2 separate regions of the Mus musculus genome follow, and region 1 is linked to region 2. The links are chromatin loops, found by intact Hi-C in ENCODE. Cell type or tissue: heart. All regions are shown on one strand. Each heading gives the region's core, and the rest is flanking DNA. Links, peaks and the distances in the headings are about the cores only.

Region 1 (14,929 bases), core at 3,312-11,311, 240 kb after region 2:
TAAACTTGAGATTTCCTAAGTTAGAGTCCTTAGTACTTGATATAGGAACATTCATAAGAGGCCACCTGACCCAGTATTCCTGGAGAAAAACTGCTTTGGAGAGAGAGTCTGACTTTATGTTTCTCTAGCTTGAGCTCTCTGACTGGGAGGTTAGTTGGTTTGTGTGTTTAGGGTAAGTGCTGAGGCCCGGCAGGCATTCTGTGTTATAACCAATCTTCTTTGTGGTCCAGAGAGCACGGATGACGATAAAATTGTCCAGTACCACTGGGAAGAGCTTAAGGGGCCCCTGAGAGAAGAGAAGATCTCTGAAGACACAGCCATACTAAAACTTAGTAAGCTCGTCCCGGGGAACTACACCTTCAGGTAAAGTAGGCCTCGGCCTCGAGGCGCCCTATAGGAGTGACTGAAAGCAGCGGTTTGCACTGCGGTTGGTGGAGAATTCAGTGCTGTGTGAGTGGTCACACTAGGGATGCTTCTTAGGACATCGTCTCTGCAGAACCTCTGCGTTCTCCTTCGAAAAGCCACGTCTGGAGGACCCAAACACCTCCCAGGGTTCTGAGCTGGGGAAGGGCCCTTCTTCTCTCGACACCGCCACCGACATCCACAAGTGTTCTTTCCCCAGGGAAATGCTTTCCCCGAGTAAGATGCCTGCAGCTTTCTTTTCTTTTCTTTTTTGGTTTTTCGAGACAGGTTTTCTCTGTGTAGTCCTGACTATACTGGAACTCACTCTTTAGACCAGGCTGGCCTTGAACTTAAAGATCTGCCTGCCTCTGCCTCTCGAGTGCTGCGATTAAAGGTGTGCGCCACCACACCTGGTGGGATTTATGTTTTGTTAGCAGTCTGAAGGCGATTTGTGGAATCTTTCTTTATTGGAACTTTTTGAAAGATTTGATTCAAAGAAAATCCTTTCAAGAATTAGCATTGACATTTAGAATGTGTGTTATGAATGAGGCTTTAGGGGCTGGAGAGATGGCTCAGTGGTTAAGAACACTGACTGCTCTTCCGAACGTCCTGAGTTCAAATCCCAGCAACCAGATGGTGGCTCACAACCATCTGTAATGGGATCTGATGCCCTCTTCTGGGGTGTCTGAAGACAGCTACAGTGTACTTACATATAATAACTAAATTTTTTAAAAGAGAATGAGGCTTTAGGCTTACTCTAGGGCATTCCCTATATTTGCATATTTATGCTGCGGTATACTTGCAATGAGTATCATGCTCCTTATGCAGATGATAGGGTTAGAGAAAGTCGTTTGTATTTAGTAACCTCTGAGTCACACAGTAGAGGTCAAAAGATTTCTAATCCTCCAGTCATGGATCGTCCCACTTCACCCCGGGACACACACACGCGCACGCACACACACACACACACACACACACACTTATATACACGTACTCACATGCACTTACACACATACACTCACACACACACACATACACACACACAGAGACATGAGTTCCACAGTGGCAGATGCTGCTGAGACACTGAATATACAGGAAGGTGAGACATGCCCTCCTCTGGAGAGATTACAGAGTGCCTCATGGAAACTGAGGTCTATAAAGTAGACGGCACTCCAACAGATTAAGAAGGGCATTCAAAGAATAGTATTTACTATTTGAAGATTGTGTGTGTGTGTGTGAGAGAGAGACACACACACACACACACATACACGGTGCCTGTCCTCCATGGGTTACTGAGTTCTAGATGCTGTTGGTCACACGGAGTTGACATCATAGCACAGCCCTTCCGTACGTGTGCCCTTCCTTGGTGGCATTCTCACTGGCTCTTAAAGTACAAGAGGGGGCAGTGGTCTACAGTGCAGCCTGGGGCCCTCTCATTGGCTTGAATGGGAATTTTGAGTGATGTCTACCTTAAGTTTCTTAGAACTTTCCCTCTTAACATAGAATTTACCCTGGGCTAAGTTGATACTTTTTAAAAATAACGACAAAATTGGACATAGTGGCACAGACCTGTAACCACAGCACTTGGGAGACTGAAGCAGGGACCTCATACTGAGCTAAATAGCAAGTCCAGCTCAAAACAAAACAAAACAAAACCCCAATACCAAACCAACCAAACAAAGCCAAAGGTGACAGGAATGACCACTATTTTTGGAACATGTACTGTGTGCAAAGTGTTTTTCTGATTTCTTATCTCATTTAATCCTTTAAACAGGAATTCTAGTTATTCTCATTTTACAGATTTGGTAATTTTGGCAGAAGGTTAAGTAGCTTGCCCAAGGTCACACAGTGGTCTGCCTTCAGAGTCTGAGCTCTTCACCACGTGGTAACCTACGATGTGGGATAGATGGGGGTAGGAAGTGACGCTTTTTTAAATCTATGATATGATGAGATTGGGCTTTTGATTCTGTTTGATCTTCTCACTCTTGCTTTTGCGCGGCATTAGTTTGCCCTAGCCCTGCAGCCAGGTGCTGTTCTCTAAGGTCTCTGAGGGCCCCCCAAGGACCATCCCAGAATAGTCAGAAACAACAGCAATGGCCCATGTGACTGTAGTGCGTCAACAGTCACAGACCTGTGAGAAGTCAGGGCCTGGGGGAAGAGGCTGAGTCCCATGATCCTTTTGTCCAATACTTGAGCCTGTTTAAGAGTCCAAGCATCTATGCCTTCTTATAAAGGCTACAATACCCAGAATGCCCTACAGACCACAGGTAAGACTGGAAGGAAGCTCCACAGGTGTCTGGCTATGTCTGAGGCTGCTGGTGAGATTTAAACAAACTGCATGTCTTTTCAAAGCTTTTCTGTCAGCAAAATGGAAGGATCCCAACTTCCCTGCTCCCTTATGCTCACATTCTGAGGTGGTGTGAGAAGCTTTAGGCTGTTCAGCCGGAAGGCATCGTCTAGGTGGAAGTCTGCTCTTATAAACCCGGCTTCTCCCTGCACATACTGTGGGCATGCTGCGTAGGAGCATTCCTTGCCACCTCAAGCTCCCACCTTTCTGGAACGCGTCTTCGTGGTCTGTCCCAGAGCTCTGTGCCCAGCGTGTCCACGCCCATTTTTGTGCTTCAGCATGGCTGAAACAGAACAAGGGTGGAGAGCCTGCTGCAGGCAGCGTGGTGTGCTGTCTGTGAGCTCTGTAGGAATGGAGGCCAGGGATTATTCCTCCCTAAGAATGGGCTTCTGAGCAGGCTAAGGTGTTTGCCTGTAATCCTGGCACTCCGGAGACAGAAACAGAGGCAGACAGATCTCTGTGAGTTCGAGGCCAGCCAGGGTTTCTGGGCTTTGGTATCCATGATATACTCTGCAATGTTTGAACATGCCTCAGCAAGTGGATAGACACAGGCAGCAGCACAAACTGCTGCTAGCATATAGGACCTGGGTTACAAATCCTGAAGCCACTGCTGTCAAGCTGTGATCTCTTCCTGTGGGTGTGGAGAACACGAAGGTTAGACTTTCCAGAGCCTTTGTGGTCGTTCAGTTAGATAGAAAGCATCTGGGACTTCGCCTGGTTCACAGGAAAGCCTCAGTCACCTTCAGCGCTAACATTAATGTGCTTCTGCAGCAGGATGGGTAGGAGGGAAACTCCTGCCGCCTTGGGGTTGCTCGGTCCTGATGTTCAGTCCTCCTCCCTACTAACTCTTCTCTCCCAACAGCTTAACTGTTGTCGACTCTGACGGGGCTACCAACTCCACCACTGCAAGCCTGACTGTGAACAAAGCTGTGGACTACCCTCCCGTGGCCAATGCAGGCCCCAACCAAGTGATCACCCTGCCTCAGAACTCCATCACCCTCTTTGGAAACCAGAGCACGGATGACCACGGCATCACCAGCTATGAGTGGTCGCTCAGCCCGAGCAGCAAAGGGAAGGTGGTGGAGATGCAGGTAGGAGGGCGCACCATACCTCCTCTCTCAGGGGACAGGGAGGCTCTGATTCCATCAACTGCTCAGGCTTTCTCTGCCCCATTTTATTCTCAAAGTCAGGCTTGTGCATTTAGATTTTTAAAATCCCCAAACAAATTCAGAAATTTGCTGGTTAGTGAAAGTTTTAGACCTCTGATTATCAGATTACCTGAAACTTTTAGTATTAGGAGGCTAGGTAAGAAATTTGTCTCTTATGGGTGACCCAACCCAGAGAGTCACACCACACAGATGCCACCAGCGTGCAAACCTCCCTAAGCTCACTGGTAGATCATCTAGCTACAAGATGCCCTCCCCAGAAGTCTGTGAAATAGACAGGGCACTTAAACAAGTAGAGTAACCTGGGCGGCTATGGCGAGTAGGGACCTGTTGCTTCCTGGGTCCTGCTGCTATCACACAGAGAGATGGTCTTAGTGTTAGTTGACAGTCTTGCTAAGAGCAGACAGAAATGAGATTTTGGGGTGGAATTTCCCACCATTCAGCACGACAGGCCAAGCAAAATGCCTTCAAGCAGAACTCAGCCCTAGGCCACCAGGTTTTGCTGTTAGAAAGCTCCTGTGTTGCAGGCTTTCCTCCAGTTATTTATAATGTTCCTTCTGACAGGCCGGAAGGGCTCTGTACCTTCAGGTGTCTAGAGGCATGACACAAAGCATGTTTTACCTGGCTTTAGTTCATGTGTTTTGATAGGTTTCTCTGCTGCCACAGAATCTATAGAAATTCTTAATAGTACAATGTCTCACGCTGTTCTGTTAATGGTCATTCGTTGTGCTGACCAGGGACACACCCCCAGTACCAAGTTAGTTTTAAAGACCTGGCTGAAGTATTTCTTCCCGAGTGAGTACTGTGTGCATTGCTGTGATCCTGGGAGTCGTTTCCCATGCCTGAATTTCTGCATGTAGGGAGTTAGAACGCCAGCCCTGCAGCTGTCCGCAATGCAAGAAGGAGACTATACCTACCAGCTCACAGTGACTGACACCGCAGGACAACAGGCCACCGCCCAAGTGACTGTGATTGTGCAGCCTGGTAAGCTCCTCCCCAGGATCCTGCCAGCCCTGGGGCCACAGGCTGGAGTTCTGGGCTGCAGGCCAGAGAAGTGGAAGGCAGGCAGTCGCCCCTCAGAGCCTGAGAGTCACCCCACCCGGCTCTCACCCTTTGCCTTACAAGACTTCTGAGCTTTAGTGTGTGTCCTTGCCTTGCAAGTTACTGTGTGATGGTGAGGGCCTGGGAGATGGCGTCACCATCATACCAAATGCTACTTGGTTTTAAAGGGTTGTTGCAAAGCCCTCAATGCCTAGAAAACTGTGTCTACCTCTTCTTAGCCCACTGCATTAGATTTCAGAGGTAGTGAGCTGTAAAAACTTCAAAATTGTTTGACATGATTCAGTTTCATTTTTTACTGTGAGTCCCCTGATGGCATCCATCTCTCCCACATATCTTGTAATGCTCTGGGCTAAGAGGCAGAGTTCCCATGGCTACCAGAGCAGATGCCCCAATGGATCCTCTCCTCTGCCACCTGGAGTGCTGCTTTTGATGGCTGCATCTTTGTCCTAGAGAACAACAAGCCTCCTCAGGCAGATGCAGGCCCAGACAAAGAGCTGACCCTGCCCGTGGACAGCACAACCCTGGACGGCAGCAAGAGCACAGATGACCAGAGAGTCGTCTCTTACCTTTGGGAGCAGAGTCGGTGAGTGTCGATGCCATCTGGGCAGAGTTTCCAGCCATGGAGCAGCAGGGTTTATTTGCTTTTGAGAGTTGACTCATTCTTACTAGTCTCTCCCGGAGAGTGAGAAAGAAAGGTTTACAATCCCAAGGTTCTACTCTTTTTTTTTTTTTTTTTTTTTCGAGACAGGGTTTCTCTGTGTAGCTGTAGCTGTCCTGGAACTCACTCTGTAGACCAGACTGGCCTCAAACTCAGAAATCCGCCTGCCTCTGCCTCCCAAGTGCTGGGATTAAAGGCGTGCGCCACCACGCCCAGCTGACTCTTTTTTTTAAAGATTTATTTATCTTATGTATGTGAGTGCACTGTAACTGTCTTCAGACCAACCAAAAGAGTTCATCAGATCCCATTACAGATGCGGTTGCTGGGAACTGAACTCAGGACCTCTGGAAGAGGGCTCAATGCTCTTAACCGCTGAGCCATTTCTCTAGCCCCTAAGGTTCAACTCTTAAGAAAGATTTTCTGATTTTTTTTAAAAGAGAGAATGTATATCATCAGTTAGCCCCACTGTGTGAGCTTGGGCTTTTGCAGGCACCACCCATCTGCTAAATGCATAGTTTCGTTACACTTGAGAGGCAGGTTGGAAGGTAATGGAGCAGAAAGATACCATTGTTCAAAATTGACTAGTAAGGCTAACTGAGGAGTGGGCAGGCAGCTCCTGAGAGGAACTGAACCTTCATCAGCAAAGCAAAGCAAAGCAGAGCAGAGCAGAGCAGAGCAGAGCAGAGCAGAGCAAAGCAAAGCAAAGCAAAGCAAAGCAAAGCAAAGCAAAGCAAAGCAAAAAGCAAAGCATGCCTGTGTTACTGCTCTTCAGAGACTTTGGTTTTCAGTTAAGTTAGCCAAAGATCAAAGACTGCAGCCAAAAATTACTCTTTTTAAGTTGTAATTACCTATTTGAGCTATTCCTGATTGTACAATTTCTTTCAGCTTTTATGAACCATAGAAAATGGAATTTAACTTGTATCCAGAGTTCTGCATGAACTGAAGGGATTCTAGGGAAGCTGAAAACATTCTCCAGTTCCAAAACAGCAGCCACAAAGACAGGCTGGGTTTACCCCTAACACATATGTGTACACACACACGCACACACGCACACGCACACACACACACACACACACACAAACACACACACACACAGAGAGAGAGAGAGAGAGAGAGTGAGATCTTATTACAGCATTGGAGGTGGGTGGGGAAGGGTTTTAATATCTACTTAGGAAGTCCGTGTTAGGCAGTAGACATCCTTTTCCTCAGCTGCCCTGGAGAGCTGGGTCTCCCTTAGCTGATGTGTTTTTCTTGTAGCTGTTTATTGTAAGCAGACCTGATGAGCCCCCAAGCAGAGGCTCAGCAGTGGCTGCAGTGTAAATAGTGCTTAGTGGAGCTTCCTAGATGAGACTGATTCAGGAGAAGCCGCTGGGGTCAGAGGTAATAAGTTTCAAAAGCAGAGCTAGGAGCTGGAAGCTTTCTCTGGGTGTCCTTAGTTGGAAGGATGCGTGGGTGTGCAGGGCTCTGGATGTGTGCAGCCCTTGCCTGTGTGCTGGCCAGAAGCCTGCTGCAGGCCGCTGTGCTGAGACTCAGTGCGAAGGAGGCAGGATGTAGTTAGTGTCCTGGTGTTTTGTGGCGCTGTCCAAGGGCTAGAGGAGTCTGCGATATGGAGAGAAGATGGCTTCATCCTGAGAGGTCCTTGGCCCCCTTGGCCTGCATCCTTCCCTGACTTCTCTCCAGGGTGGGCTGAAGGGCGGCTCAGGGCTGTGGATAAGAAGTGCAGTGTGCTGCTTTGCTAGCACACTAGCTACGGGGCCAGAAACGCTTTTCAGAAGCCTCATCCTAGAGCCCCCTATTGATCCCAGAGCTGCTCAGAGGACTTACTGCTTATATAAGCCAGAATAATAAGGGTGGAATGCTCTAGAAGCTCATATAAAAGACAAGCCGAGATGTGCTTGACAGCTGAGGAGTGGAATTTTCTGACCAGAAGTAGCCTGTGTTTTAGGACCAAGTGATACTTTCCAAACGGAATATTTTTAAACATTTCCTGTCAGGGTTTGGGAAACAATTGTTCCTGTCTCAGTTGAGGTAATAATTGTTCTTCCTGCTGCCAGGGGAGCAGCAGACAGGTACGACTCCGCCCTCTGATTACTCTCTCGTCTAGGGGACCTGACGGGGTGCAGCTGGAGAATGCCAACAGCAGTGTCGCCACTGTGACTGGGCTGCAAGTCGGGACTTATGTATTCACCTTGACTGTCAAAGATGAGAGGAACCTACAGAGCCAGAGCTCCGTTAATGTCATTGTCAAAGAAGGTGCGTCTTGCTGTGGGCATGTGCAGCAGCCTAGTGGGTCTATCTATTCCTGGGATAGCCCAGGAGTCCGCCCTGTCTTATGTGGTACAGGATTGATTTAGAGGCAAATAGGAAAAGCAGTCTCCGGGAAGGGAGCTTTGAGAGTGGCTGCTGATTCTAAAGCCCCTTTCCCTTCCCGCTGGCCCCAGCCCCACGCCGCCTTCCTGCTCTTCCTTCTTACATGAAATGGAAAGCACTGACAGCTATTTGCTTTGCATTTTGCTTTTGCCTCTATGCTAAGTCCTTGGGCTTCTGTGACTCTCTGATAGCTACAGTGACACCTGCTGGCAGGAGCTGGGATGGCGGCTGCACTGCAGCCTCTGGCCAACATCTATCTGCCTTGTCCTCTTGGCTTCACAGGGTCTGGGGAGGACTTGGGAGAGGCCATGGACTGGTAGTAGAAAAGTCACCTCGTCAGCGGGTGACATCCAAACAGAATTGTGCTGACTAAGCTGAGGAACACCCTGGCAAGACGACCTTCCATGCCATAGAGTCTGTGGGGCCGCAGCTTAGAGGGGTCACACTCTTCTTTTTCTTATGAAGCACAAGGAGAGAAGACACACCAAGAGTAGCGCTTGAAAGGAGGTTATGCTGTTAACTAGCAAAGCCTGAGCCTCTGGTTCTAAGCACCCTGGTCTTCATTTCTAGTCACTAAATTCCTTTAAAGTGGAGACCTGCTGTAGAGCCACAGGAGGGAGGCATGCTGTCCCCTCTGCGTGGCTTTTGCTCTGCACTCTTGGATAAGCACTAACAGCTCCCTATTCGAGGTGCTCTCTGTGCTGAGCTCCTCAGCAGCTCTGCACGTGAAGCCTTGCTTTCCCAGAATGTCACATTATGTCGTTGATGTCTCCTTGGTTAGAAATAAACAAACCGCCAGTAGCCAAGATCGCTGGGAACGTGGTGGTGACCTTGCCCACGAGCACAGCTGAGCTGGATGGCTCGAGGTCCTCAGATGACAAGGGGATAGTCAGCTACCTGTGGACTCGAGATGAGACGAGCCCAGCCGCAGGGGTGAGTGAGTGTGTCAGGATGTGACGGGGCAGGGGGGAGGTGAAGAGGGGGTTCCTACCCTCCAGGATCTTTTTTAGCCATGCAGGCCCCGATATCAGACTGAGATTGTGCTCTGGAGTCAGGGAGGCCTTCCCGTGGGTCATTCTACAACTGCTGTGCTCAGGGGCTTGGCTCTCCTGACCCTAGGAGCTGTGGCGGGCAGTGCGGTGACTGTCCACCAGCAGAGCTGTGTGGCTCAAGCAATAGCTAACTCCAAGAAAGGGGTGGCGTTCTGTCCCAGAGCACAGCCATGTCGTTCCCGCCCCCAGGAGGTGCTGAATCACTCTGACCACCACCCTGTCCTCTTCCTCTCCAACCTGGTGGAGGGGACCTACACGTTTCACCTGAAAGTGACAGATGCAAAGGGCGAGAGCGACACAGACCGGACGACAGTGGAAGTGAAGCCTGGTGAGCCCCGCCTGCAAGGCCTCCATCCCAGAGAGGGCAGGCTTGCCCCGAGCCATACAGCAGTGTGTCAGGCAGGCAGAGCCTGGGCCCAGCACCTGCTCCTTTGTGCATGACCGACCAGGGTTCCATGGGAAGTTGAGCACAGCAATAGCGTGAGTCATGATGTCTCATCAGCATGGAGATGCAGAAAACAGTTTATTTTTGTAAGTTGACCCTCAGGCTTTATCTGAAAATCCAGGGAAGGTGAGGCGATGTCGGCACACTTCTCAGGGTTTCAGCAATAAATGTCCTCCTTAAACAGAAGCTTGTTTTTGTGGTAGGGAAGGGTGGGAGTGGGCAGGACTGATGGGCCCTAGGTCAGTCTCAGGCATGGCCTCTATCTTGGGAAGGGTCCTGGGAAGACAGTCAGCCCTTGCCTTGCCTCTAGGAAGGATAGTGGCTGAGACACACTGGGTCTCATCTGTGTTCAAAATCAGGCTACAGATAGTGCACCCTGACTCTCTTCCACTCAAGGTTTCCTGAGCAACTTATAGTTGCTTCAGATCTGGCCAGCAAGCGTAGCCATATCCAGGTGCTAGAGGCTAACAATATGGCGCTGGGGCTCAGCGGTTAAGAGCACTGGCTGCTCTTCCAGAGGTCCTGAGTTCAATTCCCAGCACCCAGGTAGCAGCTCACAACTGTCTGTGGCTCCAGTACCTTCACACAGACACACAGACATATATTCGCACAGCCAAAACACCAATAAAGTAAAATTAAAAATAAAACAAAACAAAACATTATGGTGCTCAAGCTATCTCTTGACTTCCTGGACTTTCCCTGCTAGGATGGCTGGGGTGGGGGTGGGGAGAAGGCGTGCACAGAGGGGTGTCTCTCATATTTATAAACAAAGTACAGCATGTCCCTGGCTCAGGGGACACATAGATGGAGAGTTTAGCTGTGCCTGTCAGTGTCAGATAGGGCTGGTGACGCAAAGACCACCGTGTCTTACCTCCCCTGAGGCTCCCTGGCCTGTGCCTCATCCTGGCACTTTGTGTGACAGTTCTCAGGGTAATGGGAAGCCTTAAACCAGCTCCCATGGCTCTGCTAGGAGTAAACTCCTCTTTGTTCCCACTTGAGGGACATCTAACTGCTGCCACCATTTCCCCTTCTGTGCCAAAGCAAACACAGCGACAGGCAGGTCTGTTTTAACTCGCCCACTTCTGAAGCCATGACTGATCCTCCTGTTTTCCAGACCCCAGGAAAAGCAACCTAGTGGAGATCATCTTGGATGTGAACGTCAGTCAGCTGACTGAGAGGCTGAAGGGGATGCTCATCCGCCAGATTGGGGTCCTCCTGGGGGTGCTGGATTCCGACATCATTGTGCAAAAGATTCAGCCGTACACGGAGCAGAGGTAGTCGGATAATGAATGTGGGGACCATAGGAAGGCCTTGGGGTTCTCAGGCTTCCCAGGGGAGCAGCAGTGGGCCAGGCTGAGGAGGCGCTCCAACCAGGAGCTCCAACCAGGAGCTGCTCAGGAGTGCATCCTGCCAGTCAGGCCGTGGTCATGTAATAGATGCTCAGACAGGCTCGGGAAGAGGGGCGGAAGAGATCCCGTGTGTCAGCTCTAGTCTGGGATGGAGAGAAGTATGTTTATGATCTCACTGCAGAGCAGGGGCCACTGTGTGGCCGTAAAGAAACAGCTAGAGCAGTTAGTTCTCCCAGGAGGGCTGGAGGAGGTGTGCCCAGAAGTAAAGGTTGCCTTACCCAGCCTATGAGAACTAAAGGGTTGAGAAGGGAGCGTGTGGGCAGTGGGCCCCCCTAAGTGCAAGCAGGATGTGCTCAGAGGTGCAACCGGGGAGACTGGGAGACTTGCATACAAAGGAGCTCAAGTTAGTTAGTTTGAAAAGCAAGGCAATCCCTGCTGAGATTTGCTTTCAGGGAGGTGAGTGGTGTGGAAGCTAAGAAGGGTGGGGTTTTAGGGGAGCAGTTGGGAGTTTCTGGGTGTGTCCAGCAGCAACAAGATGAGAGCCCTCATTTAGCTCTTGGTGAGAAGGAATGAGAAGGAGCCATGGGGGCAGTGCTGTGCCCGAGGAGGGCGGTGCTGTGCCTGGGTCAGCACCTGTGAGATGAGGTGACTGGGGCTGGACAGTGATTCAGCCTGCGAACTAATATTAGGGATGACAAGGAACTCACACTTGACTATTGAATTCAGGGTGACTTTTTCCTCATGTAGCCCAGGGTGGCATTGAACCCTTGAACCTCCTGCCTCCAGACCTTCTTTTTTTTTTTTTTAAGATTTACTTATTATATATAATAATAAATATATATTATACAGTGAAGACACTGTAGCTGTCTTCGGACACACCAGAAGAGGGCATCAGATCCCATTACAGATGGTTGTGAGCCACCATGTGGCGTGGGATTTGAACTCAGGACTACTGGAAGAGCAGTCAGTTCTTTTAACTGCTGAGCCATCTATCTCTCCAGCCCTTCTGAGAGACAGGGTTATTGGAGGAGGGAAGAAGTGGCCATGGAATTTGGGAGTTGGAGGGGCTGCCAGCAGTGCGGTGAAAACACAAAACTAGCCCAAGGAGAGTGCCACATAGACTGCCAAAAAGACAGTGCTACCATCTGAGAGCACAGAATTGGAAGCTGGGGCTGAAGAGGTGGCTCAGAGCAAGCACTGATGCGGGAAGAAGGTGGAGGCTGGATATAGACGTACCCTTTTAGTTTGTTGTTTGGTTTTTGTTTTACTTTTTGAGACAGGGTTTCTCTGTATAGCCCTGGCTATACTGGAATTCACTCTGTAGACCAGGCTGGCCTCAAACTCACAGAGATCCTCCTGTCTCTGTAGGAGGTGAGGGGTGGCAGATGGGAGCAGCTCCAGGGAGGGACACTAACTTTGAGCAGCTTTGGAATCAGAGCTGAAGCTGGGGCATCCTGGGCAAGCAGTTACCCCAGCCTCACGTGACAGTCACCTGGGGGTTTAGGGAGCCAACTGGGGCCCAGGCCTCATCCGAAGAGACTGTGACTCAGGTAGGGTAGGGCTGGACCTCTCAGGGTGCAAGCTTTCTGTGAGTCTGCTGTGTCACTAGGACACTGTTTTAACTTCTCATACATATGCACGTGTCTGTGAGTGTAGCTGCCTGCAGGGGCCGAGGTACTAGATCCCCTGGAGCCCGAGTTACACAGTAGTGAGCCACCTCCCTCATGGGTGCTGGGAGTCTAACTTCTCCGCAAGAGCCATGCGAGTTCTTAACCACCTTGCCAGACTTAGGACTCTTTTCTTGAAAAACAAAACAAAACAAAACAAAACAAAACAACCAAACCAAAACCTCACCACCACCAACAACAAAAAGAATGCTGTGTCCATGGCTAGGGAGCACCCTGGGCAAACAGCTGGTAGGTTGATCACGGTGTTGGGAGCTGACTAGGTAGGAGCACCCGTGCCATCAGTGCAGGGAGGGACACCTGGTGTGGGTGGGGAGCTCCTCTTTTGAGGGACATGTGCACTGCAGAGAGAAACAGGGCCGTCCTCACCTACCCCACTGGTAGGTGCCCACCAGGGAAGTGTGACGACTGCCTATCACCTGTGGAAGCTCTAGCACCTAGTTTATAGCATTGCTGTTGGGGGTTAAATATGACAATGTGGGCCCAAGAGGTGGCTCAGTAGACAAAGGAGATTGACGCTAAGCCTGATGACCTGGGTTCAGTTCCTGGGATTCACATGGTGGAGAGAGAGAATCAGCTTCCATAAGTTGCCTCTTGAGCTCCACACACAGTCACATACAAATAAGTGTAGTAAAAAATTTTAATACAATGTCTGTGTGAATCTATAATACATAGTACTTGACCAGTGATGGTTTGTTTGTCTGCTTTTATTTCATTTTGAGACAGGGTCTCACTATGTAGCCCCCACTGACCTATAATGTGCTATGTAGACTAGACCTCAGAGAGGTCCACCCGCCTCACCCTCAAGGGCTAGGATTAAAAGTGTGCATCACCTCCCTGGCTAGCTGATCGGTGGGTATTACCAGAAGTTTATTTTGAAACTTGATGGCTTGTGGCATCTCTGGAAGATTTGGGGTCTATGATCTTGGTACATTTTTGCTGCTATGACTTAGTAGAGATTGGTATTGTGGGAGAGGGGGTAAAGATGGCAGCGCTACTGGTAAAGGCAGAAATAAAATCTTTACCGGTGGATCACAGGAGGAAATGGTAATTAATGAATTCCCATCTTTTATTGTAAAGGCTAGGGTCTGGAGTTTGCAGGACCCATTGTTAGCTTTAAGTCAAGGACAGGACAGCTCAACTTTACATCATACGTGGAAGGTGCCGCTGTACTTTGGCATAGCTTGTCCTGGAAGCAGCTGGTCAGGGCCCCTGGGATACTTGGGACCCTCAGCTGTCCTGCATACTGATGAGTCAGTATCTTGGTTGTATCTAGAATCCATGTGGCCCAATGACTGGGAAGGTTTGCTTTATGGTACTAAGGGGCAGGCCCTCAGAGAGATTGAAATTAAGGCAGAGGGAGCAGTCACAAGTTCAAACAACAGGTAGAAAGCAAATGGATTCTGGGCTTGGAGTGATGTCATTTCAAACCAGCAGCCCCGCTGTGTAGGGCCTGCCCTTTTGCTATCACAGAATTCAGTGTTTGGTTTACAGATAATCTTTCCAGCATTGACATTCACAAAGCAATGACATGCTTTGCGTGTGACCGGTTACAAACCCAGGTGCCTGGCTGTTTTAGCTTGCAAAGGCTGATAGCAGGGATGGAGGCACAGCCAGACCCTATTCTCCCTGCTCCTGCTGACTGTTTGGACGGCAGCCTCCTGCAATCAGAGTATCTTTTAAAAAGGAGTAAGCGTTAGGGTCCTGGGTAACAGATGGGGAATCTGGCTCTGCTCCTTGGGGCCCTCTCTGTGTTGTCCTCTGTAACATGAAGATAGGACAGAACCCCTTTCTTGCTGGCCTGCTGTGGCAGTGCATGTCACCAAAGGCTGAGTACTATGTCTGTCACAGACACAGGGTGAGTTGAAGATGTGGCTAGGGCTGCTACCATGCACACTGACGCTGCTGTCTGTCTCTGTGTGGACCGTGTAAGCACACTGACGCTGTTGTCTGTCTCTGCAGCACCAAGATGTTGTTTTTTGTTCAGAACGACCCTCCCCACCAGCTCTTCAAAGGCCATGAGGTGGCAGCCATGCTCAAGAGCGAGCTGCAGAAGCAGAAGGCTGACTTCCTCATCTTCAGAGCCCTGGAAATCAGCACAGTCAGTAAGTTGTGGGCTGTGAGCACAGCTCCTACAAACATTCCCATGGGGACTCACCCCGGGGCCCACAGGGGAACTGTGAGCCTGGTAAGAAAATAACTGGATCTTTATTTTATCCAGCCTTCTAATTCACCATCGCCCTAAGATTTGAAGGCAGGCAGCATTAATAAAGCTGAGACTCTGAGGCTGAAGAACTGACAGTTGGCCTCGTGGCATGGTGGGAGGATGGTCCCTCAGCGCAGCCTCAGTCAGCTGCTGTTGGGTCCACTGCAGGCCTCTTCCATAAGGTTTT
Region 2 (14,929 bases), core at 4,149-12,148:
AGCCATCTCTGCAGTCCCAGAATTGTGTGTTGTATTTTTAAAAAACGTATGTGTGAGTGAGTGAGTGGGTGTGGGGGGGGGGGTGGGGAGGTGGGTGTGTATGTGAGGGTGTGTGTGGGGGTGGGGGTGTGTGATGGTTTAGTGGGTAAGAGCACTTACTGTGCAAGCGTGAGGATCTGAGCTGAATCTTAGCACATACAAACGGCAGGCATAGCTGTATGGTTGTGCAATTCTATAACCTGAACATCGGGCAGAGAGAAGCTGCTGGCCAGCTATCCTAGCTGAAGTGTGTAACTTTGTGGTCAGAGACAGACTGTCTTAAAGGAACCCGTCAGAGAGCAATGGAGGAAGATGCCAATGTCCTCCAGCCTCCACGTGCATGCACATGAATACATCACACACACCCAAAAAAATAAAATAAAATGAAGTAAAAATTCTTATCTAACAGCTGCTATGGTGTTAGAATGTTTCACGTCTCAAGAATTTATAGCGGAGTTGCTGCTCCAATGGACAATCAGCTCATCAGCTTTTAAATTCGCCTTCAAACTTTGTTTTTTGTCTGTTAGTCATCTGTGCTTTAACTGAGATGCTAAAGAACTCACTGAAGGAAAGCACTTGTGTGTGTCTTGACTCCGTCTGTGTTCTCTCTAGGTCAGAAGAAGGGGACTGTCGTCAATGATGTCACCGTCTCCTAAGCGGCTAAAGACAAACGGAAGCAGTCCAGGGCCAAAGCGAAGCATCTTCAGATACTTGGAAAGCTAACGCCATCCAGGATGCCAGTGTCTGTGGAAAGTACTCAGAGTAGGTCTGGCGGGGAGGGTGGGACTGCTGTTTCCGCCGATGACCTCCCCTTCCCTCAGAATCAACTCGTAATGAGCCGAGCTTCCCTTCTCCCCACACAGCTCTCAGCAGCACTCTTCTCTCCTAGTGTTATTTTTCAGTTTGGCCACCAATCTCAGCACAACAGAGTGCCCAGCATCGACTTACAGAATAATTGAAGTCTCACTTCTTCCGTTAAGCACTTGACATTTTTTCCTAGCAGTTTCCTGGGTTGACACCACTTTCAAGTCAAGGTGTTCAGAGGAAGAAGAAAGTGTGGCATTATAGAAAATTGCAGAAAGCACTGAAAGCCAGCCTGGGATGAGGCTCCCACAGCCACACGGCCCTTAACACAGTACCAGGCCGAGAAGCACGCACCCAGCTGTTGCATCGTCCTGTTCCTTCTGTGTCATGTAAACTTCTAGTCTTGATCTCTGATTAACCTTCATCGCCTTTGACATAAGGACTCAAGCTGGTACCTAGTTGAGAAAGAGGTTATCCCTCCCTTTCTGCACCTTCCCCAGGACTAGAGTTTCAACTTAAAGCATTTGTTCCAGAGCCTCCCTCCCTTCTGCAGAAACCTGACCACTATTTATTGCTGCTTTGGGGCCGAGTTTCTTGCCCTGACCATCAGAGGACATTTTAATATTTCATCACTAATATTGAGAGCAGACCAGTAGAATTTAATAAAAACGTTGAAGAGAACTGCTATTAGTCGCTTTCTTTGGCTTTCAGAAACATAGGCCAGTTCTCTTCTATCAGAGCAGAATTCAGTGCTGCTTTGCAAAAACCATGGCAGGTGAACGTTGGCTTCAGTGTCGAAAGCTGAGCGTGAGAAGTTGGATGAGGTTGTGTCCGTCCTTTATTGAGAGACATAAAGCAGCCTGTTCGACTGATGAGATTAAGATGTAGGTTTTCTGTTAGGTGCTGGGGCTTTTGGTTTGGGTTTTTCTAATACTCAGGATGCTGACTTGGACAGAACATACATTTGTATATTTGTAATCTTGTAATGGGAGAAATGTGTACAAAGCTGTTTTAATATGTATGTAGGTTTTCAATAAATCTCATTGCCTTGTGGGCAGGATTTGCTGTCCAGCTCTAGTGGTCATTTCTTCGGTCAGTGCCTAAGGTGAGAGAGGGTTTCATTTTCAGGATGCTCCCTCCCGGGAACTCTGCGACCAGCGTAGAGGGTGCTGCAGCTGCCCCTCACTGGCTTCTCCATCCCCAGGAAGTGATCAGACAACCCACTCAGTGGTCTGAACTCAGAGCTGCTCATGTGGAGAGACTTCATACATTCTACCTCCTCGGAGAGACACTTCCCTTGGCTGGCCTCCGTGTACTTCAGTGTTACTCTGGATCCGAGGTGATAGTTATTGCTGCTCTCTCAGTGTTATCAAAAGCACCTAATATAGGCACCCCTCATCCCCCTGAGCACGCTGAGGGCCTTGCCTAGGCTGAGCAGGCATTCCAGCCTTTCCACATGCTCTCCTTGGGAGAAATGAAAAAAAAAAAGAACTGACCACTAAATAGAAGACAATCAGGAGCTGGAGAGATGGCTCAGTGGTTAGAGCACTGGCTGCTCTTCCAGAGGTCCTGAGTTCAATTCCCAGCATCCACATGATGGCTCACAGCCATCTGTAATGGGGTCTGACACCCTCTTCTGGTGTGTCTGAAGAGAAAAATCAGTACCTGGGAAATAAATTGCTTTTCTGAGTTTCTGGGTAAATGCATTCTATTTTCTTACTCTTGCTGCATCTCATGTATTTTGTTTCTGTGTATGTGTGCATGTGTATGCTTGTGTGTATGTGTAGACACACATGGAGGAATAAGAGGATAATATGCAAATGTTAGTTTTCTCCTTCCACCATATAAGCCTTGGGGATTGAACCCATGAAGTTTGGCTGCAAGTGCCTTTACCTGTTGAGCCGTTTTCTATTTGGTCTGTGTGTTCCCAGAATAATGCCCCAGAGACTTTGTGTTTGAATAAATGCCTAGGCCATAAGCCTGGGCTTGTTCCTCCACTAGCTCATAACTTAAGGAACCCTTTTATTCTAGTCTATGTGTGCCACATAGTTAGTTACCTCTCCTCAGCTTCAGGTGTCTGTCTCCTACAGAGACCCCACGCCTAACTCTATCCCAGAGTTCCTTTCGCCCTCCTATTTTCTGCCTCAGCTAATAGGTGCTTCCATACAGTGCACAAGAAGTTCTCGCTACACTTTAGAGAAGAAAAAAATGTAGTCTTTAACTATAGGTCACTTTTCACTATGAAAATATACCTGCCAGGGATTGAAGCGATTCTGCCTGACCATTGTCCAGGGTGTTGAGCCACCAGCTTCTGTCCTTCTGACTCCTCGTAGGACTCAGCTTCGCCATCTTGGAAATTACCTATTAGAAGGAATTAGAGCCTAAGCCTAAGTCAGTATCCTTTGTCTCTTCCTCATTGTATACGAAATTAGGGGCAGGCAGTATTGAAGTCATTTAATCCAGTTTCTATCTTATCTAACCACTTCAGTCCACAGTTGTATAAACTATGTAGACTCTTCCTATAAAGTATCAAATTATGTTCCCCAGATCTCTGGAGGCCAAGCCTCTCAGATCTCCGTAAGATCCCCTGACATTCCAACTTCTCTGTAAACTCCCTGGTTTAAGATTTTTTTTTTTCTTTGTTGTTGCTGGGTGTTTTTTGTTTTGTTTTGAGACAAGATTTCTTTGTGTAGTCCTGGCTAGCCTGGAACTTGGCTCTGAAGTCTAGGCTGGCCTCAAACTCACACAGATCTACCTGTCTCTGCCTCTCCGCCTCCTAAATACTGGGATTAAAGGCGTGTGCCAGGCCGGTCGTGGTGGCGCACACCTTTAATCCCAGCACTCGGGAGGCAGAGGCAGGTGGATTTCTGAGTTCAAGGCCAGCCTGGTCTACAAAGTGAGTTCCAGGACAGCCAGGGCTATACAGAGAAACCCTGTCTCACAGGAGCTACAACAAACATTTCATTGAACTGGAAGCTCAGACTTCCCCCTGGTCATTTTGGGCTTCTAATGCCCTTAAACCAACAGGCTAAAAAAGGAATAACAGTGTTAGGAGGGGTAGATCCAGATTACCATGGGGAAATTGGATTACCTCTTCACAATGGTGGTAAGCAAGATTATGTCTGGAGTGCAGGAGATCCCTTAGGGCGTCTCTTAGTACTACCATGTCCTGTGATTAAAGTCAATGGGAAACTACAACAGCCTAATCCAAGCAGGATGACAAAGGACGCAGACCCATCAGGAATGAAGGTATGGGTCAATCCTCCAGGTCAAGCTCCACACCTGCTTAAAAGTTCATTTCTAATGCTTTAGAGGCTGCTCTTCCAGAGTTGAGTTCAGATCCCTGTAGCCATGTCATGTGGCTCACAGTTGCCTGTAACTCCACCTCCAGGGGAATTCACACACACACACCCCATGCACTCTCATGCACAAACTCACCCTAACACATAATTATTAAAATAATAAATATAAATCTTGAAGAAATAGTTATCGCTGTTCCCCTGCCCTTCAGGTAGGAAGAATGAAGAGCATTCTTGTCCTTTGCCAGGCCTTTCTCTAGCTTCTTTCTTAGAACTTGTATCTGGAATCAGCTCGCCTATTCCCGCTCTGCAGCCAGGGCTGTGCTCTTAACTTCAGCTTCTTCCCAGGTACTGCAGTAGTCTCCTGATGTCCCCACTTCTGCTTTTGCTTCTCTTGCATCCAATCTACATAGCAGCCAGAAGGTGACCTTTACACATACATAATGTGTGCAGGATGCACTGTCTTAACTTAAACCTCTCCCCAGGGAGGGTTGGTGTTCACGGGCAGGGGATTTGCTTAACAGGCACAGGTTTGGGGTTCAATCCCTAACCACAAAAACAAGCTTTGAATGCCTATAATCCTAGCACTCAATAGGCAGAGGCAGGAGGATTGCCATAAATTAGAAGTAGCTGCAGGGGACTGTAATAGTGAAACCCTGTGTAAACGAGGCTGGGGAGATTGGCTCAGCAGTTAAGAGCATTGGCTGCTCATCTACAGGTCCTGAGTTCAATTCCCAGCAACCACATGGTGGCTCAGAACCCTTTATAATGAGATCTGATGCCCTCATGTGGCTCAGAACCCTTTATAATGAGATCTGATGCCCTCTTTTGTCTGAATCTGACTCTCTCTTCTGTCATGCAGGAATACATGCAAACAGAGTACTCATATACATACATACATACATACATACATACATACGTGTAAATTTTTTTTTTTAGTTTTTGTTTGTTTTTTGTTTGGTTTTTTTTTTTTTTTTTTTTAGTTTTTTTCGAGACAGGGTTTCTCTGTGTAGCCCTGGCTGTCCTGGAACTCACTCTATAGACCAGGCTGGCCTCGAACTCAGAAATCCGCCTGCCTCTGCCTCCCAAGTGCTGGGATTAAAGGCGTGCGCCACCACTAACCTGCTAATCAGGCTCAGCAGTTAAGAACACTTCATGAGTTTGGTTCCCAGCACCCACATGCCGGCTGTGAACTACCTAAGCCATCAGTCAGGTCTCCTGTTTTTGTATTTTTGAGGTAAGAATGTAACAGTATAGCCCAATATAGCTGGCCTAGACTCGCTGTGTAGCTTTGGCTAGCTTTAAACTTACTGCACTCCTCTCTTAGCCTCCACAGTGTCAGGATAAGGGTGTGAGCCACCATGCCTGGCTGGCTTACAAAGCTTTCCAGTGTAGGATGGAGTAGTAGAGATGACTGTGAGACTCTAGCTTACAAGTGGTGTGACCTTAGATTAAATCATTCTCTAGACTTTACCCAGCAACCAGAGGATGCTCATGGACACTAACTATGCAGCTCACTGGGCTATGGTTGGTCTAAAGGTATAATGGAATGTGGCATGATTATACATATTTAACACTGCATATCTAACACGCTGCTCAGGAAGGGCTAGGGCTGATGCCTGGGTGCGCTGTGGGTAGAGGAAGCCACCCTCAGCAAAGCTCTTCAGTCTCCCAGCCCATGGGGCTGATCCAGCAGCCAATGACAGTGCTGTATTGAATCATTGACAGGTGTAGGAATGGAGGCCTATGGGTATTGCCAGGGCTCTCCCAGTGAACCAGGGAGATAGGCCTGGCTTTGTGTGTAGCTGGCGTCAGTCTCCCAACCTTTTGAGAACAAGGCAGTCTCTTAGTTGTAGCATCTTAGTTTTACCCGTGGCCCGCCAGTCCCCTCTTTCTTCCCATCTTCTCTCACCTTAAAGGTTTTTCATTTTCAGTGTATTGATCTCGTCCTTCCCTGCGGTGGGGTACATAATGAGAAGAGGCTTCTGAAGTAGCCACAGCCTAAGGGTGATTGGAGGAAGCTTTGGGGTCGAACACTTGGGTTCTTTGCTAATGTTCAGATGAAACACTGCATGTGGTGGGTTTTCTTATGACTGGTGGTCTAGCAGGCCAGCAGTGGGGTGACAGAGCTGCCCCTGGCTCCAGGCTGGGGAAGTACTGGGCCCAGTCCAGAGGGTTGAAAGTGTTGGGGCCTGGTTGGGCATGCACTGTGCTTTGGGCTTTTCAGCCCCCTCTTTTTCTCAGAGGCTGAGAGAAGGGGGGAAAGCTGTTTGTTCGCCCCTCTCTTTGTTTGTCTTGTCTAATTTAACTTACGTTATTTATCAAAAAGACAGGTTATTTGGAAAACCAGATGGACCCAGGCAAAAATCATCTGGGTTTTCTAAACGTGAAAAATTAGGTTCTGGGAGCCCAGGAGGGAAGACTCTGTGTGTGTGTGTGTGTGTGTGTGTGTGTGTGTGTGTGTGTGTGTGTAGTGAGGAGGAGAGAAGTATTGAGTAAATGTCTCCAGTCATTTTCAGAAAGAAATTATAATATCCCTCCCCTCGTCTTAATTGAAACTAAAATGAGGAAACTACTTGCTGTTGATGCCTGGGTGTGCTGAAAGGTTCTGGTTTTGTTTTTTGAGATGGTCTCCTGTGTAGCCCAGGCTAGCCTCACACTCCCACACCTGCCTCTGCTTCCCAAGTTCTGGATTTACAAAGGCACACTACCAGGGTCGGAAAGGCTTAATTGACCAAGAATGAAAACAAGTCAGGGCTGTCACAGCAGCAGCTGATGGCTTTCTTTCCCCAGTCTTTGTCATATTATACAGAACAGAGAGATCAGCGAGAGATACAGGGAGCTGAGGGGTTTCTGGAATGCAGACCCTTGCTTCCTCCTGGCTGTCAGTGACTTATGCCAGTCTGTGGCTCTCTTACCTTTGGGAAGTGGCACTGTTAGGAAAGAGCTGAAGCCAGGGCCTGTGGAACAGAGCTCTTAGCTACAGCCGAGGCTATGCTCTGACTGCAAACCTCAAACCATCCTATTCAGAGGGCACACACAGGCAGAACAGAGCCAAGGCCTTTTGTGGCCTGAAGAATCCTTGACAGCAGAAATAACACTTGTCCCATTGTGAGTATCATTTTTTAAAGTGTCATTGGACTGTGAAAGCCACTTAATAACTTGATCTCATCTGAATAATCTGACTTAATGCTCGCTCCACAGTTGTGAGGATTAAATAGAAAAAATGGAAATTGTCTGCCTCCAGGCCTGGCCCAGGAAATCTCAGTGAATGGTAGCTGGGTGAATGAGTTCACAATCTAAATATTAAGCTCGCCTGAGCGTCCCCAAGGCTCAGAGCATAGCAGGCCAGTAACTGGGACTGATACACTGTCCCGCTGAGCCTGGAGCCCAGAGCTTGTAGCTCAAGCTGAACCTATGGTCGATTTAACACGTTTGGTGAGCAGCTCTGGTGTGTGGGGTGAACCCATCCCTAAAAGCTTTACTGCTGGGAACTTTCTGAGGACAGCTTCCTGTGTTCACCCTTTGAGACTTGTCTCAGCCACAGGGCACCCTGCAAGGTCCGGTCTCTTTCCACACCACCTTGCAGTGGTGACAGGGTGTATAAAGGCATGGCCGCTCAGATCAGGTAGGGACAACTCAGAAGAGCCATTCTAAGCTCTGAGCTCCTATGGGGACCTGAGACTGCCACAGGCTTAAGTTACCACCCAGCTTCCTTTGCCTGATCCTGTTTCTTTCCTGTTTTCACGGCTACTGAGCCCAATATCTCACTGGGAACTGGGGTTGCCTGTTGGTGTGCTTGATGTAGAGTCTCATGTTGCCTGGGCTGGCTTGGAACTTACTATAAACTTTTTTAAAAAAAACACTAACTAAGTACACTGTAGTATCCTCAGATACTCCAGAAGAGGGCATCAGATTTCCCTACAGGTGGTTGTGAGCCACCATGTGGTTGCTGGGATTTGAACTCGGGACCTTTGGAAGAACAGGTGGCGCTCTTAACCACTGAGCCATCCCACCAGCCTGGAACTTGCTATAAACTTTTGATCCTCCTTCCTCTGCTCTCTGAGTGCTGGGATTACAGCTTTGCACCATGCACTACCATGCAGGGCTGAGGCATTGCTCTGGTACACCCCCAGTCAAAGAGCAAGGGCACTTTTTTGTTTGTTTGTTTTTGAGATCAAGCTTCACTACACAGACCACGTAGTCTTACAGATCCCCCTAGCTCTACCTCCTGGGTTCTAGGATTAAAGGTTGGTGACTCCATGCCATTGCAAAAAGAACTTCCTAGTAAGCATTCCGAGTGAGTGCTACACTCTGTATCTATCACCTTCGTTCCTGAGGAATTAAAGCTGTGAGGATGTTAGCCTTGGAGGTCACTGGAAAAGGTATGATTTCAGCGTTGGTGGCGTTGAGGGTTCTCTTTTTGCCCACCAGAGGGCAGCAGCCTCTTAGTAATCACCTCATTGAGGCTTCCAGGAAGGGGTCCCATCCTCGTCACTGTGTCCTCTCCCCTGGTGTGTGGGCCCTTCTGAAGGAAGAAAACTTTCTGAGTTCTCTAGGCTTTAGCTTGTCAGTTTCAAGCTCTCTTTGCCTCCAGCACTGAGCATCAATCAGTCTTCCTGTTTTTTCCTCCCCTTCCCAACTGGGCGACCTCCTTGCCTGGGCTCTCCCACCTCTCACTGGGAAGGCCCACAGTAGATTTGTTTTCTGTGTGACAAGGTAATTACAAGCTTGGAGCTCAGAGGCCCAGGGGCCAGTCTGAGGATGGTCACATCAACCTGACACTCCTGTTCTGCTAACATTATTGATTTTTTTTTTTTTTAGTTTTATTTATTATGATTTTTTTAAATGTCTGGCCCTGGTGACATGAGCTATGAAGGCAGGAAGGCAGGTTTGCTTGTCATAATTTTGTTTTTGAAGCTACCGGTCTTGGGGATAGAAAGATGGCTCGGTGGTTGAGAGCACTGAATGTTCTTACAGAGGACCCAGGTTCAATTCTCAGCATCCACAGGGCAGCTCACAACCCTCCTTTGACCCATAATATCAAGTACCAAAGGGTACTTGATATTATGAGATAGGGTTTCAACTATAAAGCCAAACATCAGGCACTCACAGAGGGGACATACATACATGCAGGCAAAATAATTTTTTTAAAAAAAGAAAGAAACTACTTGTCTGACCATCAACATCACCAACACTGAAATCCCATCTTTTCTGATGACCTCCAAGGCTAGCATCCTCAAGGGCTCACAGATTGAATTCCTCAGGAATGAAAAGGGATACAAACGTGACGTTTTATTTATTTATTTATTTATTTATTTATTGGATTGGTTCTTTCCGTGGAGCCCGGGCGACCGTGTCTACCTAGAGCTTACTTTTTTTTTTTTTTTCCAAGACAGGGTTTCTCTGTGTCCTTGAACCCACTCCGTAGACCAGGCTGTCCTCGAACTCAGAAATCCGCCTGCCTCTGCCTCCCAAGTGCTGGAATTAAAGGCGTGTGCCACCACTGCCCGGCGACCTTACCCATTTTTATTATGGTTCTCAATCCCCACCATTTCCAGAGATTCTGCTGCAGGAATGTGAGTTGGCAGAAGAGTGGGGACAGCAAGAACAAAACTTTTGGCTAGCAGCCCGCACTTTACCCAGCGACCCTTTATGGCTTTCCTGCTGCCTATTAGTTTATCTAGATTAAGCCACTCAACACCCTGCTTCTTCCTCTGGCCTACCCTGTGCAGGCAGTTCTAAACCAAGCCACCCTATGCGCCTTGCTTTTTTTTTTTTTTTTTTTTTTGCCCCGCCTTCCCCCCCCCCGTCCTCTCCCCCCCCCTCCCCGCGCCTTGCAATTTTATTTCTTTACTTTAGGGAGGGGAGTATACATGGGTCTCTATAGGCTGTGAGATGGGCACCAGAAGGAACTTGAGGAGACCTGCCTGACCCATTCCATCCCCACCTAGGGCTTCGAGAAGCCTCCCTGACAGGGAAGAGGAACCTCAGGCATTAGGCAGTGAATTATGGGGGTTGGGAGTGAGGTCTCTGAACTTCAGTGATGGTGGTGGGAATTAGCTGAGGCCCAGGGCGATTTGTGGGGCCGCGTTCCCTGGAGCCTGTTTTCTCTGAGCGTGCCAAGAGAATGAATAAATCATTGTTCAGGGGCGGGATGCAGCTGCCGGGCTCCTCCCCTCGGCACATGCCTAACTTCAGCTCCTCCATTGAGGGCTGCTGGAGCAGAGCGCTTTATACACCCAGCTCCCCAAATCCTATTGAGACCTCCCCCTCCGCACGAGCCACTGGCTTCAAGCCCATTCACCATGGCCTTTTGTGCTAGGGGTTAAGTGGTTACATGTGGGGGGCACCCAGAAAGGATCTGTCAGGCCCTGAAACGCTGCACTAATATGGTGCTCTCCTACTGATGAATGGGATGGGTGGAGGAGAGGTGGGCGGCCAGAGGATAGGGTGAGGGAGGTGAGGGAAGGGGATTAGGGAGCCTACAGAAGCAGCTGCTAGGAAGGGGTATGCTTAGGAAGACCGAGCAGGCATCCCCTCCCCTCATTCCTCCTTCTGTTCCGTTTCTCATCTAGCCACTCCCGCTGTGGGCCCTGGGCTGTTCCACAACCTCGGGCTGTGGATTTGACTTCTCTGATCTCTTGGAAGGTGTTGGGAAAAGATATTCACTACTTGAAGGTGTTACAGAGAGTTTCCATGGTTTCCAGCAACCTTGTTCCTTTTCTCTTGGGGTATGGGAGTAGGGATAGAAAGAATATCCATTTTTCTGGGGTTCTCGTGGTGTAGTGGGTTTGAAACTGTGCCCCACTGAACTTTAAAACCATCCGCAGGCTTTGGGTCCAGGACAGCCAAAGCTACCCAGAGAAACTCTGTCCCAGGGGAAAAAAAAAAAACCTTCCTTGGGGATGGAAAGATGGAGTAATAGTTTGGTGGTGGAGGTGGTGGTGGTTGTTGTTGTTTTAAATCTTGCTGTACAACTCTGAGGTCCTAATTTCATTCCCCGGAATCCATGGTGGAACAGGCTTCCCCTGCAAGTTGTCCCACGCACATGTGTGCCTGCATTTCCTTCCCCACAAGAATGAATGAGTGAATGAATGACACCTGCCCTTAGTATGGATGTGTAGCTCAGAGGTTTAGCATCTAAGATGTCCCCCAGTTCAGTCCTCAGCACAACAAATGAAAACAAACCCACAAGACACAAAAATAAAGGCTTCCTCAGTGTCCTCTCATGAGCCGTTGGGGTAGAGAAATCAAGAGAGAAGATCTCAGATAGGCTGCGTGTGATGGCACTTGGCCTTTAACCCAGCAGGGAATCTCTGTGAGTGCAAGGCCAGCCTGATCTACATGGTGAGTTTGAGGCCAGCCTGGTCTACATAGTGCATTCCTAGGGCTACATAGTGAGACCTTGTTCAAAAGATTAAAAAACAAAAAGAAAATCTATATTTGGTTATTGATTTCCTTTATTACTTTTTTTTTTTGAGACAAAGTTTCTCTGTGTGTGTCCTGGAACTTGCTTTATAGACCAAGCTCACCTTGAACTCAGAGATCCATCTACCTCTGCCTCTCGAGTGCTGTGATTCAAGGCATCTGCTACCACCCCCAGCTAGGAATTAAAAAAAAAAAATTTTTTTTTTTTTAGGTTTTTTGAGACAGGGTTTTTCTGTATAGCCCTGGCTGTCCTGGAACTCACTCTATAGACCAAGCTGGCCTCGAACTCAGAAATCTGCCTGCCTCTGCCTCGAAAATGCTGGGATTAAAGGCATGTGCCACCACTGCCTGGCAGGAATAAAATTTTGGTTCACAGAACATAGAGAGTGATTCCCAGGCATCTTAGTGGCTCCTGTGAAGCCTGCAGCACCAGGGGTGGGAGCACAGCTCAGTGGCAGAGTCCCTGCCTAGCATGTAAGAGGCCCTGAGTTTTTGACTGGGACCCCATCCAACACTAAAAACTGTTTTTCTGCCCCTAAGACAATAAACAAAACCAAAACCCAAAAAGAAGTGTAAAACTTCTGGTTTTAGAAGTAGGCCACTCTCATTTCCTATCTGAGAAAACAGCTGACTTTTTAACCCAAGTCACAAAGTCCCTTTGAGATAGTCTAAGGTGGCCTTTACCTTTAAGAGGTGGAGGAAAAGGGATGAACAAAACTAGGTCACAGGCTCCCTGGACCTTCCTTTCCCAAGAACAGCCAATTCTGGGGTGCAATCTTCCTTCTAATCTGCCCTGGGGCTCTCGGGCTTAAGTCAAAGATCCTTCAGTGTTGTGCCTATGTTTTGAAGCACAAATAACAAAGTTCACAGGTAACTTATGTCCAACTATTCAAAAGGCACACTAGCCTTATACTTACTGTAAAAAGGTTGAAATGTTTGTCCAAGTTCCCAAAGCTGCCAGCGAAAGTGGACAGGTGATATCAGGAAAAGAGAAGAAAGTGAACACAAGTAGTAAGTATATCCTCCACGGCTAGGATGTTCTGCAGTGTAGTAGTTAGGGACTCCCCCAGTTACCAACCTGCAGCCCCAGGCTGGATTGTGAGCTGAGTTTTCAGCCGAATGTCCTACCTCGGCTTCATCCCCAAGTTCCGGCCACTTTGGGATTTCGAGACAGGGTTTCTCTGTATAGCCCTGGCTGTCCTGGAACTCACTCTGTAGACCAGGCTGGCCTCGAACTCAGAAATCCGCCTACCTCTGCCTCCCGAGTGCTGGGATTAAAGGCGTGCGCCACCACGCCAGGCCAATACTCCATTTTCTTTTCTTTTTTTTTTTTTTAAAGATTTATTTTATTATTAATATATGTAAGTACACTGTAGCTGTCTTCAGACACTCCAGAAGAGGGAGTCAGATCTTGTTGTGGATGGTTGTGAGCCACCATGTGGTTGCTGGGATTTGAACTCTGGACCTTCAGAAGAGCAGTCGGGTGCTCTTACCCACTGAGCCATCTCACCAGCCCCCAATACTCCATTTTCTTAGTGCCCTCGGAACACGCCGTCTTAGTGCCCTGGGAACACGCTGTGTGTTGGTGACTTCCATTCAGTCAAGCCCAGTCTCTGATAATAGCCTCTGGAAGCTTTCCCCTCTCTCCTGTGCTCATTCTGTTCTCCAGCAGCTCTGCCGCAGGGCCCATCCAAGTCTGGCATCTACTCTTCTCTGTTTCCTTTTCTAAACGAGGAGCCCTTTGAGACTGCTTGATTCTGTCCTGAATTCCTACCGCAGTATCTAAACCGAGCACTTTGTGGCTGTGCACTGCTTGTGAGTGGATGCATGGGAAGGGACTAGGTTGCTGAAGCCCAAAGACTAAGATCCCATCCACCCCTCTCCTCCTGGGCATACTGACCCTGAGACATCACCTGCCCATTAGGAGCCCTCATCTTTGTCCTTGTTGCCGGGGAATTTCCTCTCCTCTTTTCTCCTTGTCTGATACCGCAGACCCCGGGGCCTGAACCTGGCTACTCACTGCTGGCCTCTCTTGCCTCTGTCACCTGTCCCTAGCTAATGCGTGCATGCATTGTGTATGCCCATGTGTGTGTGTTTGTCTCTGTATACGCACATGGAGACCAGAGATTTACTTCGAGTATCTTCCTATGTCCCTCTGTACGTTATCGTGTTTTTTTTTTTCAGGTTTATTTTATGTGAATGAGTATTTTGCTTGTAATTATGTTCATGCATTGAACTTGTACCTAGTGCCTGGGGTGATTAGAAGGCTTTAGGTCCCCTGGAACTTGCAGTACATATGGTTGTGAGCCAGCATGTGGGTTCTGGGAACGGAAACCATAATCCTCTGCAAGAGCCAGTTCTCTTACCTGCTGAGCCACCTCGCCTGCAACCTTCACCTGATTTTTTGAGTCTCTCAAGAACCTGGACTTATCTGATGTCAGCTATTCTGACTAGGCAGTGAACCCCAGGGATCGTCTCTGCCTCCCCTGTGCTAGTGGCTACAGGTGCATGACGCCATTGCCTGGCTTTTATGTGGGTGCTGGGGACCCAAACTTAGGTCCTCAAATTTGTGCAGGAAGCAAACACTTGATGAGCTGAGCCAGGCCCCCATCCTGTTTGCCAATCTTTGTGATGTTCACTTCTAGGTCTTCATGATGGCCTGGCCTGCAGCTGAGCCCTGGTTAGCTTGTGGTTTCTTTGTCTCTGGCCTATACAAGGAGATGGGTGAATGCAGTGGAAGATACTTCTATGTTTGGGGAGATGGATCCCTCAGCATCCCGACTGGAGAAGCTGCTGGTGATTGAATAACAGTTTTCTTCTGTCTCCAGACATAGATAGCCACGGCTACCTGAGCCTTTCGGTCTCCACAGTCTCATGTTTCTGGGAAGTCTGGAACAGCTGGAATCGCTGTATGCATCATTTATACAATGCTGGAGTGTCTCCTGCCAACATCACCCTTGACCAAGAGGCTACTGTCTCTTGGATCCACTTGGCTTATGTGTCACTGTGCCATTTGGAAGCAACTGGCAGGGGTTTGTTTTTTGTTTTGGGGGGGGGTTGTTTTTTATTTGGTTTTGTTGGGGGGGGGGGAGCGTGCTTCTTATTTTGAGACTGAGTCTCACTGTATAGCCCTGGCTCACCTGGAACTTGCTCTGTGGACCAGGTTGGCCTTGAACTCACAGAGATCCATCTGCCTCTGCCTCTGCCTCTGCCTCTGCCTCTGAAGTGCTGAGATTAAGGGTATATGGCATCAAGTTCAGTCCAACTAGTTTTATAGGATGATAGAAGCCAGGCCTGGTGACATAGATCTATCACCCTTAGCTACTCCAGGGGCTGTAGCAGAATCTGGAATTTAA

What was found. Hi-C counts contacts between places; a loop is a spot of excess contacts. Peaks named below come from ENCODE experiments on the same cell type or tissue, not always from the same donor. Only the 100,000 strongest peaks of a DNase experiment are listed, where the experiment ranks them.
Region 1: it touches region 2 in a loop (8-fold over the local background); 23 of 42 quality-filtered maps call a loop at or near these places.

What each region holds. Positions count from the first base shown.
Region 1 is chr4:126,831,860-126,846,788 of GRCm38, forward strand. AU040320 (expressed sequence AU040320) reads left to right here. Exons shown (of 21, transcript NM_133886.2): 9 at 231-363; 10 at 3,612-3,840; 11 at 4,776-4,899; 12 at 5,428-5,560; 13 at 7,740-7,888; 14 at 8,787-8,938; 15 at 9,247-9,385; 16 at 10,617-10,776; 17 at 14,499-14,641. Among named protein-coding and RNA genes, the nearest start is that of Gm24161, 21 kb to the left of the region's middle. In heart, for the core only: a CTCF peak has its summit at 8,233 (motif pointing left); DNase peaks (open chromatin) are centred at 7,132 and 8,252.
Region 2 is chr4:126,592,001-126,606,929 of GRCm38, forward strand. Clspn (claspin) reads left to right here. Exons shown (of 26, transcript NM_175554.4): 25 at 652-801; 26 at 1,043-1,903. The coding sequence ends at 762. Among named protein-coding and RNA genes, the nearest start is that of 5730409E04Rik, 10 kb to the right of the region's middle. In heart, for the core only: a CTCF peak has its summit at 8,568 (motif pointing right); no DNase peak of the experiment used is centred there; H3K4me3 peaks cover 604 bases; H3K27me3 peaks cover 978 bases.